Regions from separate parts of the Homo sapiens genome. Here region 2 is linked to region 1. A link is an interaction called in ENCODE POLR2A ChIA-PET data of the cell type or tissue named here. Cell type or tissue: K562. All regions are shown on one strand. Each heading gives the region's core, and the rest is flanking DNA. Links, peaks and the distances in the headings are about the cores only.

Region 1 (7,174 bases), core at 1,781-5,780:
CTGGCCCTCCTCCCTAAAGACACAATTTCCTACCACCCAGGCTGGGGGCACTTAGGATAGGAGAGGGCCCCTCTTCACCTCCCCACCCTGCAGAACAGGTCCTGGATCCTCCCTTGTGTGGCTTCCAGAAGGTCTGTGAGATGGGCAAAAGGTTCTGCCCATGATCTGTCCAATGGTGTCCAGTGTCAGGCAGGAACGCTGTCCCACTGCAGCGAAGGCCTTTCTTGCTGGAGCGGGAGGGTCACTGAGAAGCACTTTTTGCTTTGTTTTTCTGTTTGTCAAAAGCAGCGGCTCCCAGATGCCCGGGTTTAGGGCGTCCCCCATGTCGGGCACCTTGCTTGGCCTGTCTGGGTGCGTGGAGCGGCAGGAGGGGCAGCTCCCTGGAGGGCTGTATGAGTGGGTTTTCCAGACTCCCCGCCTCCCCCACCACTCCATTTGCTTATTCATTCCAGGCCATTATCCCAGCCTCTGCCCAGCCTCAGGCGGGTCGAAATGCGATCCGGCACCATTGATCGCCTGCAGCCCCAGGCTGCCGATGGAGCCCGGCTGGTGCGGCCACAGCTGGGTGGGGAGGAGGACAGGACCCCCCACATACACACTGGAGGAGGGTGGGAGTGGCCTCCTCAGCAAGTCCCAGGCTTGGGGGCTCCATGGGACCAAGAGAGCCCAGTGCTGCTGATGTCCCAAAGCAGGCCCGCCCACCCTCGGAGAGGCTTCCAGAGTCGTGCCTCTGCTCAGAGGCCAAACCTTCCCCACCAAGCCTCTCCTTTCGGGCAGAGGTGTCCTCCCCAGCGCCCAAGCCCAGGCTGCCGGTCCGGTCTGGGTGCCACCGAGGTCCTGGACTTGGCCCTGGGGATGGCCTGGATCTGTTTGCATCTTAAGCCATCATCCCATCTCACTCCACCCTAAAGGGCAGGCAGGATGGGAGGGGTGGTGGCGGTGGCGGCGGCAGCGGTGTCATTTTGGGGGCCCTGCCAAGTCAGCTGCTCCCCCAGCCGGGGCATGTTCGGAAAATGAGCCTGCTCATGGTGGGCCCATACTGCCCAGGAGGCTTGAGGGCAAAGAGTCCCTTCCAGGCTGCAGGGGAGGCATGGGGATGCAGGGTTGGGGGCAGGCAGCCTGCACCCTTGCTAAAGGCTTGAGATGCCTTCAGGACACTTCAACACCCCTTGGGAAAGGACCTGGCCTCATCAGGGGAAGTGGGAACACGGAAGTGTGCTGCCCTTGGGTAAGTGACTGGCGGTCTGGGGAAATGCCACTCCGAGAATCAGATCGCAGCCAGCCCTCAAAGGGTCTGGGTGTGTGCAGGGCTGCTGGGTGTGTGCAGTGGGTTCTGTGGTCAGGAGAGTGCCGTCTGGATGGGAGATATTTGGTTGGTTTTAGCTTGGCCCATTCCTGCCACTGACTGATGGCCCCAGAGGCTGCCTGTTCCCGTTCCTGGGTAGAAGGTCCCAGCGCCATTGTTTGTCCACTGCTTTTAGGGAAGAGGCCTTGGCAAGTGGAATGCTCTTCCTCCCTTGGACTTGATAGGGAGGAGGAATGTTTTGTGTAGCAACTTCCCTCTCTCCCTTTGGGGTGGGCAGCCTGTGAGCTTTAGGCTCTAGGGAATGGCTTGGGAGCATCTCTCTGGATTAAATGGAGCAGTGACGTGGGCTTAGTAAATAGCAAAACCCAGCCCACATTAGCCATCTCTTCCCCAGCGCCCAGGGGCAGGGCTCTCTGGCCTGGCTTGTGCTGGTTCCCAGAGTCCCTGCTGTCAGGTGCTGGGAGTGGAGGTGCCCTCGGGTTCCCTTGGGAGTGGTGACCACAGCTCAGGGCCTGGGTTGGATCCTGGTGGCTGCCCTAGGGATGGTGTCTGCTCCATGCCTGCCCACAGGAACTGCAGGTTACAGATATGAGGGGAAGGGAGGAGAGGAGGGGGCTGAGGAGGGACCGGGACCAGCAGGAAGGGGGACTGTGGGGTTGGGCCTCCACACCAGGGCGACCCTGCAGGAAGGACCTTGTCGCAGTTGCGGGGATGGGCGCCTCTGTCCTGGCCCTGCCTGGACCATCCTAACTGTCTCTGTCTCTTCCTCAGCACAGACCGAGGCCTCCCCAGCTCCTGGGGGGAGCTGCTTGCCTCCCCCCGTTTTTGGCAATGGTAGAACTCACACTGGTGAGGTAACAGGATCCGGTGGTTCTAGACTTGCCAACTATGGGGCGAGGACTCAGCCGGCACCCTGTGCACAGCCAGCGAGGGAAGGGCCGGCCATGCTGGACCTGCTGTTCTCCGCGAGGAAGGAGGGGACTCAGGTCCCGGACTGCTGGGTAGTGGCAGAGGGCAGGTGCAGCTGGAAGTGACACTCTGTGTTTCCCTGCATCCCCCTGAGGTCACAGGTCCTCAAGTCAGCTGGGAAGCCGTTCTCTGGCCCTCAGGGGTGCTGCCAAGAGGAGCTGGGGTCCAGCTCTGCTCCAGGCTGTGGCCCTGGAGTCTGAATCGAGGAGTGAGGGAACTGGGGGATGTTTGGTTTCAGGGCTTTGGCCTGGCTCCTCTGGGTGGTGAACCTTCTCACCCTCTCCCCTGAAAGGCCCTGTTCAGGGTGGGCTCTAGGGCCCCGAGGGAGGGTCTCCTAACCTTCCACAGGTCACTAAGAGTGGTTCCTTCCTGGGCTGCTGGCTGGGAGGATGAGGGCAGGGAGGGCACGCCGTGCATCACGGACATCCAGTGATCCTGCTGAGGCCATGGAGGGCCAGATGGGATAAGCCTCCAGAGATGTGCAGGAGGAGAGTGTACAAGTCACTTGTGTAAATGCGGGACTGGCCCCCTGGGGTGCAGGTGGCCCATGGGCTGGACCTCTATGCCTCCAGCATTCCACTTCATGGATTTGTTCCTCCTGACGCCTCAGAACCTGAGACAAAGCCTCCACTCACCTTCCCAGAGCTTGTGTTTGCAGTGGGAGCTCCCCTGAGCCGGAGCCGGGCCACAGGGTCAGAGTGAGTGGCACTTCCCAGAGAGTTGGGCTTGGTGGGCAGACCTGCTGGGGAAGCCCGGCCCTGGAGTCTCCTGGCCTGCAGATGGCTCAGGAGCCAGAGTGGGAGCTGCGCGTGTGGTTGAGAGGGTGTGGGTGCAGGTGTAAGTGTGTGTGTGAGTGTGGCCTAGCCCGCAGTGAACGGTGCAAATGCAAATGTGAAGGCCTATCCCCTGCTCCCCAGCCCTCGGCCTGCCAGCCTTCCTTCTCTGGTGCTCCCCATCCCCCAAACCCCTTCTATCAGCCCCCATCAGCCCTCCTTTCTCCTCACCTGCCCTCGGAGGGTCATGTGTGGTTCCATGACCCACCAACCCCTGTGGCTGGGCAGGGCGGGGCAGACATCTATCTGGTGGCTCCAGGCTCAACCGGCTCCGTGCAGCTCACTGCGCTCTTTTGGGGAGACACAGGCCGAGTAGGGAAGGTCTGAGCCGGCAGCTCTTGAGACAGAAAGAGAAGGGAACTGTTCTCCCGCAGGCTGCACTATGCATGTTACATGCCGTGAGCACAAGCAGACGCTGCGTAAACAGGCTGGCTCTGCAGGGCATGAAGAAGGCTGCTCTGAGCTAGGGCCACACGGCACCTGCTGGGACACAGGGAGGGGTGGGGAGTCCTGGAAGATGAGTGACCCTCAGGGAGAGGAGGAGACTCCTGTTGGAGAGCACACAGATTTCCTGGGGTCTATGCCGGGCTGGAAGGCTGGCCATCTTAAGGCTGCATTTGTTCCCGAACCTAAGGACCATGGGAGCCACGCAGCCAGAGGGGGTGTGATCAGATGTGTGTTCTGGTTGGATGGCTCTTGTGGCTGTGTGCAGAATGAAAGGAGGAGTTGGACTTGGCCATTAAGTCCACGATGGCAGAGGAAGCAGGTGCCATGGGAGAAGGACCTTGGATACATGCCCAGGAAGGTGAGTAGGGGTCTGCCAGAGACCAGGGCCTGAAACGGCTCTGCTCTCTGTTCTTTTTTTTTTTTTTTTTTGAGACTTGAGTCTTGCTCTGTCGCCCAGGCTGGAGTGCAGTGGCGCCATCTCGGCTCACTGCAAACCCCGCCTCCCGGGTTCACGCCATTGTCCTGCTTCAGCCTCCTGAGTAGCTGGGACTACAGGCGCCCACCACCACGCCTGGCTAATTTTTTGTATTTTTAGTAGAGACGGGGGTTTCACCGTGTTAGCCAGGATGGTCTCGATCTCCTGACCTCGTGATCTGCCCGCCTTGGTCTCCCAAAGTGCTGGGATTACAGGCATGAGCCACTGCGCCCGGCCTGCTCTCTGTTCTTAAGCTTGTAAATAACAAAACCAGGAGATGTGGGCTGAACGGTTTAGTGTAGTGATCAACAGCAGCATAATCGCGGTGCCCAAGTACTGCTAAGTGCTAAGCATGGAGGTAAGGTCAGTGATTAGAATGCGTTTTATAGTCCAAGCTGGCGTGGAGGAGCCTTGCATCATCTTTGTCCCCCGACCCACATAGCTTCATTTGGCTGGTACAGCTGCTGGTGCTCCATGCTGGCAGGAATAGAATTATTATGGGGCCTCAGCAGGGTGGGCGCTGAAGAAGAAATTGGGGGCTTTGGGCAGATTGAGTCACAGTAAAGCTATTGATCTTTGAGCACAGACTGTGCTACATTTTCATGATTTCAGTGAATCCTCACAACCACGGGCAGCGCACAGATGAGCAAACAGGATCAGGACAATGAAGTGTTTATAGCCAAGGTGAGTGGTGGAGCAGGGAACCCGGGCCCTGGCAACTGCTCCCAGAGGCTGCAGGCCCCGTGCCACACAGCCAGGGGAGGGGGCTGCACTGTGGCCAGTGGACCCTGACCTTCTCCCTGGTGCCCCTTTAGCCCCTGCAGAGACTTCTGCCTTTCCCTAGGATACATGGTTGCTGGGGGTGGCAGAGCTAGAACCAGGGTGGTGGGAAGGCAGGACTGATCAGTGGGATGGTCCCTACGGAATGGAATGTCCCAGCTGCCGTCACCACTGCCACCTCCCCATCTCTGTCCTGCCCTGCTCCACTGACCGTCCTCTGAGCTAATCTGACCACAGTATCCCCACCCTCTCCCTTGGGATAAGCCCAAGCGCCTTACCTGGTTTATGGGGCCTGGTATGACCCAGCCTTGCCATGCAAACTACCCTCCTGCTCCCCCCACCTGTCTTCCTGCTCGCCAGGAAGAAATTGTTTCGCCTTCCTCATGTGGCCTGCCCTCCCCGCCAGCTCTTCCTCCCTTCGAAGCTGGTAAGGCAGCATGTCTCAAATGCCCTGCACACACCTTCCCAGCCTGCCAGTGCTAAAACCACAGGGCTAGGGGTGAGGGTTGAGGTTAGTAGGTCAGCTTCACCCATCAACTGTGGAGGCTTTTTGGGTCCAGGCTGTATCTCACTCACACTTTCATGCCCAGGGCTGGCCTTGGCCTGGTATGGGGCCTGGCATGTGGCAGGGAGGCTGTGGAATTCCAGACCTGGGTGATGCATTCTGACTTCCACACTCTGCGTAACCTCTGACCTCAAGCATCTCCGAAAGTCTTGTCACCCCCCCAAGAGTCTCAGTTCCCGCAGTGGAAGGGACCCTCGTGCATGGGTAGCCCATGGGCCCCCTGAGGTCATAGGAAGGCCTGCCTGGCTCTGACCTCCAAAAGGGAGGGGCTGCCCTGGTGTCAGGGCCTAGGGCGTACAGATGGCTCCACAAGGCAGCTCCTCCAGGTCAGGCAGCTGGAGCCCGGGCACCTTTTGGAGCACAGAGTAAGTGTGCACAAAGTACCATCAAAACCACATGTGAGAGGTTTCCACAAAGACCAGCTTTCCAGCAGAAAGAAGATGGCTGCATTAAGTCCACCAATATTCATTTTTTTTTTTTAAGAGGCATCCAACATTCCTGCAGGGGAAGAGGCTGTTAGGGATGAACTCAGCTGTTCTTTTTTTTTCTTTTTGAGACAGAGTGTTGCTCTGTTTCCCAGGCTGGAGTGTGCTGGCACGATCTTGGTTCACTGCAACCTCTACCTCCTGGGTTCAAGCAATTCTCCTGCCTCAGCCTCCCAAGTAGCTGGGATTACAGGTGCCTGTCACCAAGCCTGGCTAATTTTTGTATTTTTAGTAGAGATGGGGTTTCACCATGTTGGCCAGGCTGGTCTCGAACTCCTGGCCTCAAGTGATCTGCCCACCTCGGCCTCCCAAAGTGCTGGCGTTACAGGTGTGAGCCACCGCGCTCGGCCCCCATCAAGATTCTTGTTAAACACTAACAGCAAAGGGCTGGGCTTGCTGCAGGAGGCATGGCACCCAATGCCAATGGGTCTGCCCTCCTGGTACACACAGCTCAACGCGGGAGCTGGGCTGGGCACGGTTACAAGCCCCACTGGGCAGTGTGGATGGGGCAGGTGCATGTAGTACAGACAGGAAGAGGTGCTGGGGCTGAAGAAAGGCATGGCCTCCAGGGCTGGGGTGGTGCATGGGCTCTGAGTGGAGGGAGCCACCTACATTGAGCCTGAGTAGAGAGAGAAGGGGGAAAGAGCAGGTCCCAGGGGGAGGAATACAGGGGCAAAGTGTGGTGCTTGGAAGGACAGGCTGCAGCCAACTTACAGCAGCAGATTCCTGGAGGAGAATCATGGGAGATGAAGGTTGTGAAGCCCTTGACGTTATCCCTCAGTCTGGGCTCAGTTTGGAGGGCACCCGTGCTGTGGTGTGCGCTGGACCAGACCAGAGATGGTCTGGCTATCCAGGTCCCTTCTGTGGCTTACTCGCTATATTGCTGTGCATTGGAAGACGTTTCAAAACATAAAATCCAGGATTTTTGGTTTTCGTTGGGGGCCACTCAGGAAATTCCAGTTCACTCCATTTCTGGAAACAACTCACCCATCTCCAGGAAAAATGGAAACTGGAGATTTTAGCTATGAAAGATTTGGGTGGTAATGTGAGGTTATTTTCAAGTAGTTGAAAGAATTCTAGTTCTCTATGACTTAAGAGAGCAGAAGCAGGGGCAGTAGCCGACCCCAGACAGGCATGTTCTATACATCACACAGAGCTTCCTGACTGCACCAATGAGGGCCTCGGGTCTGGACCCTCCATCTCTGGAGATGGCCAAGCAAAGGTGCTGGAGTGGGATGCCAACCTCAGGTGGGGACCAGATCAGATGCCCTGTCAGCATGACAATCCTAAGTTTATGTCGAGGCTGGTTCCTCA
Region 2 (4,000 bases), core at 1-4,000, 500 kb before region 1:
AGCCCTCAGGGTTCCAGGCAGCAAAGTGATTTTTCTCTAGTCGGTTCTTTTGCTGAAATCTGGCTCCCAAGGGTCCTCCCTGGCCACCCGTTCAATCTCTTTAGCTTACTGAGTCTTTTTTTTTTTCCCCTCTCTCTCACTCAACAGCAATCATCACATCGCTGTGCCTTTTAACACAGCGCACAGTGGCCTGCCCAAGGGGAGGAGCCTGGGGTGCTGGATGGGGCAATACCAAAAAAGTCTGGATGGGTTGACTGCCAGCCCGTGTGACAAGAGAAGGGTTTTGTCTGAGAGCGCCAGCCATCAGGACCACTGGGACTGTCATGGATTTTGGTGGGCCTGACCCCAGAAAGGCAAAATAAGCAAGGAATATTAGGCAAAATGACCTTATTTGCTGTCCAAAGTGCCGTAGCTTGTGTAACCCACTCTCGAGCATGGATCCCAGCATCCAGCCAGATAGCTGGCTTGTCTCCTCCGGTGCTGAACTGCAAAAGCAAGTGTGGCAATGTGAACGGCTCCACTGCCGTGGCACCTGGTTGCCTCCTTTCTACCCTAGACCATCCTTCTCTGTCCCTCTCTCTATTCTTGATGTGATTGACAGAGAAGGAAATACAGACAGTGATGCTGTCGACTAACTCTCATTTAAGGAGAATTTTCTTTTGTCCCCTTCTTCGAATGCAAGTGTAAACACAGACTGAGGGGCATAGACAATTCTCCTCTGATGTTTGTAAAAAATCGTTGTAGATGATGACATGAAAATATCTTCATATGCTGAAAATTGGAAAAAAATGGATTACAAGATTTCATTTTTATTTTTAAAGAAACTAGTTCATTTATACATACACATACATATGAGAAAAAAGGAAAAGGAGAAGGAGGAAGAGAGAAAAGGAAAAAGAAAAGAGAGAAAAAAGTAGAAAAATATACAACAGATTGTTAATAGCTATTATCCTATAGTTGTGGAATTAGAATTATGAGGATTTTTTTTTCTTTTTTCTTTTCTCTATTTTCCAAATGTATGCAATAATAGTGTTTTGTTATAAAAATGCTTGTGATAACCTTTTGAGACCTTCATAAAAACAGGATAGCAAGCCTCCGGAGGTACTTTCCAGAGTTTAAATTTTATGATCTAAGTGACTTAGTTTTATTTGAAACAGTGGCTTTGCCAATTGGATCAGTAAATGGAGAGGAAAAGATTATTTTTGCACCATCAACTTCTATCTCTGTGCAGCATTCTAAACACAGCAGATAAGGTAAATGAGAAATGCAAATCCTTGCTAAAAATTACAGTTCATGGGTTCTAGGAGTTTTAGTTAAAAGTGTTTTGTGCCTTTTCCTCCAAAGAGCTCAAATGTAAAAAGCAGGGAACTTTCAAAAACACAACATCCTCCACCGCCGAACCACGCAGGAAAAGGGAAGGCCAGGGAAGACCAAGGTGGAAGAGAATCTGGGGTTTTCTGATCCAACTCGGCGCGGGGAGGGGGGGTGCGGGTAGACGAAATAAAAAGAAAGAAGGGAGGTAAACATTAGCAAATGTATCCTAGTGGTATAAAGTAGGCAAATCACTCCTCTCAGGCCTGCTTTGGGAAAAACGCTCTGGAGAAATCCATCTGTCCCAGTTAGTCAGTTGGTTCCCAGCCATAACGTTTCCAAATTTAGCGAGGAGTTGTGACATTACCTCTTTTTGGTTTTTTTTTCTCTTAAAAAACTCTTTCTAGGAAATCTGGGGAAATAATTTTCACTGTTTTTGAGGACAAAGTGCAAAGCTTGAAATTATGTGCACAAAGACTTCAGAGGTTACGAGATGGCGTAAAACCCTAACCTTTTTTCATCTATATCCTTTTTCAAAAGATCTTCGTTCAGGGCGTTTGTCTTTGCGGTTTAGGGTTTAGTTGTCCATCATCCTTCTGCATACGACCAGAACTCTTCTTTAAAAAACAAAAAAAAAAAAAAAAAAGAAAAAGAAAAAAATGCAGCTTAGGCAATTAGTGCTTTTTCTTTTTTAACTGGTGTGCGTGTGTGTGTGCGCGTGTATGTGTGTGTGTGTGTGTGTGTTTAAAGAGGAAAGAAAAAAAAGAGAAGGGGAGGGGAGGCAGAGAACTCCCAGCTTGAATTACAGCCCCCAGCCCCCAACCTCCCCCGGCCCGCACCTCCCCCTTCCTCGGCTCCTATTGGCGCATTTGCCCCGGTTCCCCAGGAGCTCATCTCTCAGGACGTGAGCATTAATTCACTCCTGCAGACCTGCGTCAGCTTGCTCAGGAACAGAGAGAAAGAAAAAGAAGGGGGCGGGGGTGGGGGAGTGGATACTCAAAACCAGCAAGGACCGGTTAGGAGGAAAAGAAAAAAAAAGTAATAAAAAGGAGCCTCTCTGTAGCACAAGCTGGGACTGCCGGCTAGCCTGGGAGGAGGGAGATTCTAGAAACATCGAGAGGAAGAACCGTCCCTGCACCGTGTACCTTGAGCACGTTCATAGGCCGGTTCTCAAAAGAAGAGCCAATATTCACTTTGCTCACTAGACCAGGGTGCTCAGCCACGAGGTTATCCATTTCTTGGGAAATCTGAAATGTTTCAAGTGAATAAATAGACATTTGCGAGTGAACCATCTGTTGCATGAGATCTGATCCCCTGGTGATTTTCCCCATTCCCTTGGGACACAGCGGAGGGGGCAGCGCGGCCCGAGCTGTAGGGTCGGAGGGTTTGGATCCAGCTGAGTGCTGCTGAGTCCGACGGTGTCTGCAGGGGCTGCAGCCCAGCCGGCTCTTTGCAGTTTTGTGCAAAGCAAAATGGCACACTTCCCTGAGGTACTTGTGGCTTTTGGCGACCCCAGCCCTGAGGTGGGGTTTCTCGCCCTTGTTAGCAGAGGAACACAAATGGTAGTGCCCCCTCAACCCCAAAATGGATGTAGAGGCGATCGCTACAAAATGTCTCCCGGCTAAATCAGGCCCAGGGACAATGGGGTTTCTGCTGCAGACGCACTAAGGCCACCGGCTACTCCAGCTCCTATTTTCAAGGCGATTGAAATTTTGTGCATCTGGAGAACCCAAGCTGTGTCCATTGCTGGGATTGAGACGTGTCCGGGCGCGTCTGGAGAGCTAGCGGGAGGAAGTCAGTCCCTCCAGCTGTTGCCAGTATTTGCACTCTGTAGGAGACAGACATCAGTTTGTCTGGGAGAGCGGGAGGGCATCTTGTTTGCTTCACTTCCTTTTCTTTCTTATTCTCTGTGCTGGTCCACAGTCCCCTATCTGAAACCCTTGAGGCCATATATATTTCAAATAAGATATTTTTTTCAGGGGAGAATTTTAGAAGGGTAATAGGAAGTATATATTATTACACACGGGACATTGCTCCGTATTCAAGCACATTAATATTATTTCTGGCAGTGAAACAAATGAGCAGTGAGGCAATTCAGGTCAGATTTTGCTCCCAAATGAGTTTAGGTTAAATCAGGTTTTTCCATCACATAAATTAGGAGAAAAAAATGTTTAAAGCTTTTTGCATTTAAAAACTGCCAACTTGGAGACTTGGTGCCTACCAGATACCTCTTCTCTGGCTCTTTCGTACTCCCCATGCCACCCCTTGGCCCTACAACCTCCATCCCCTCCGGCCCCTTTCCATCCCTCGACTCTTAAGTCAGTGCAGATAGATTCCCGTGGGCCTGGAGAAGAGCTCTGTGCCACAGAAGTAAATGCAGCACTGCCCAGGATCCCCACAGCAGCATGGAGTAGCAGATGCAGGAAGGGGATAGTCTCCACAGAAACAACAAAGCCCAAGAAAGACAGCAGAGACTTCATGAGGCTTTGCTGCCATGAGGTCTTAGAGAGCACATCCCTGTGAGGCAGAAGAATAGGGTCTGGAGGCAGGGAACCCAAGGCCAATTCAGGCTGACTCCCTAGAACTAAATCAAAAAGAAAACTCCAACTTTCCACGCCCAAGTAACAAAAGGACCAGAGGCTACTCCCTTTGCACCAACCCCCGCTTCTTGGCACGGCAGATGAAAAAT

The links. Peaks named below come from ENCODE experiments on the same cell type or tissue, not always from the same donor. Only the 100,000 strongest peaks of a DNase experiment are listed, where the experiment ranks them.
Region 2: POLR2A ChIA-PET joins it to region 1 with 5 read pairs; 1 of 35 experiments calls an interaction of 5 or more read pairs at or near these places.

What each region holds. Positions count from the first base shown.
Region 1 is chr7:129,765,427-129,772,600 of GRCh38, reverse strand. It overlaps MIR182 (microRNA 182), which reads left to right and starts at 2,109; the gene lies at 2,109-2,218. It overlaps LOC105375501 (a long non-coding RNA gene), which reads left to right and starts at 3,396. Exons shown (of 3, transcript XR_927963.4): 1 at 3,396-3,913; 2 at 4,643-4,714. RefSeq lists an enhancer at 1,095-1,958. In K562, for the core only: no CTCF peak of the experiment used is centred there; DNase peaks (open chromatin) are centred at 3,280 and 3,780; H3K4me3 peaks cover 2,100 bases.
Region 2 is chr7:130,271,634-130,275,633 of GRCh38, reverse strand. CPA2 (carboxypeptidase A2) reads right to left here. Exons shown (of 11, transcript NM_001869.3): 5 at 2,457-2,558; 6 at 387-485. Among named protein-coding and RNA genes, the nearest start is that of CPA2, 6.8 kb to the right of the region's middle. RefSeq lists enhancers at 2,002-2,653, 2,654-3,306. In K562, for the core only: no CTCF peak of the experiment used is centred there; DNase peaks (open chromatin) are centred at 2,253 and 2,964; H3K27me3 peaks cover 795 bases.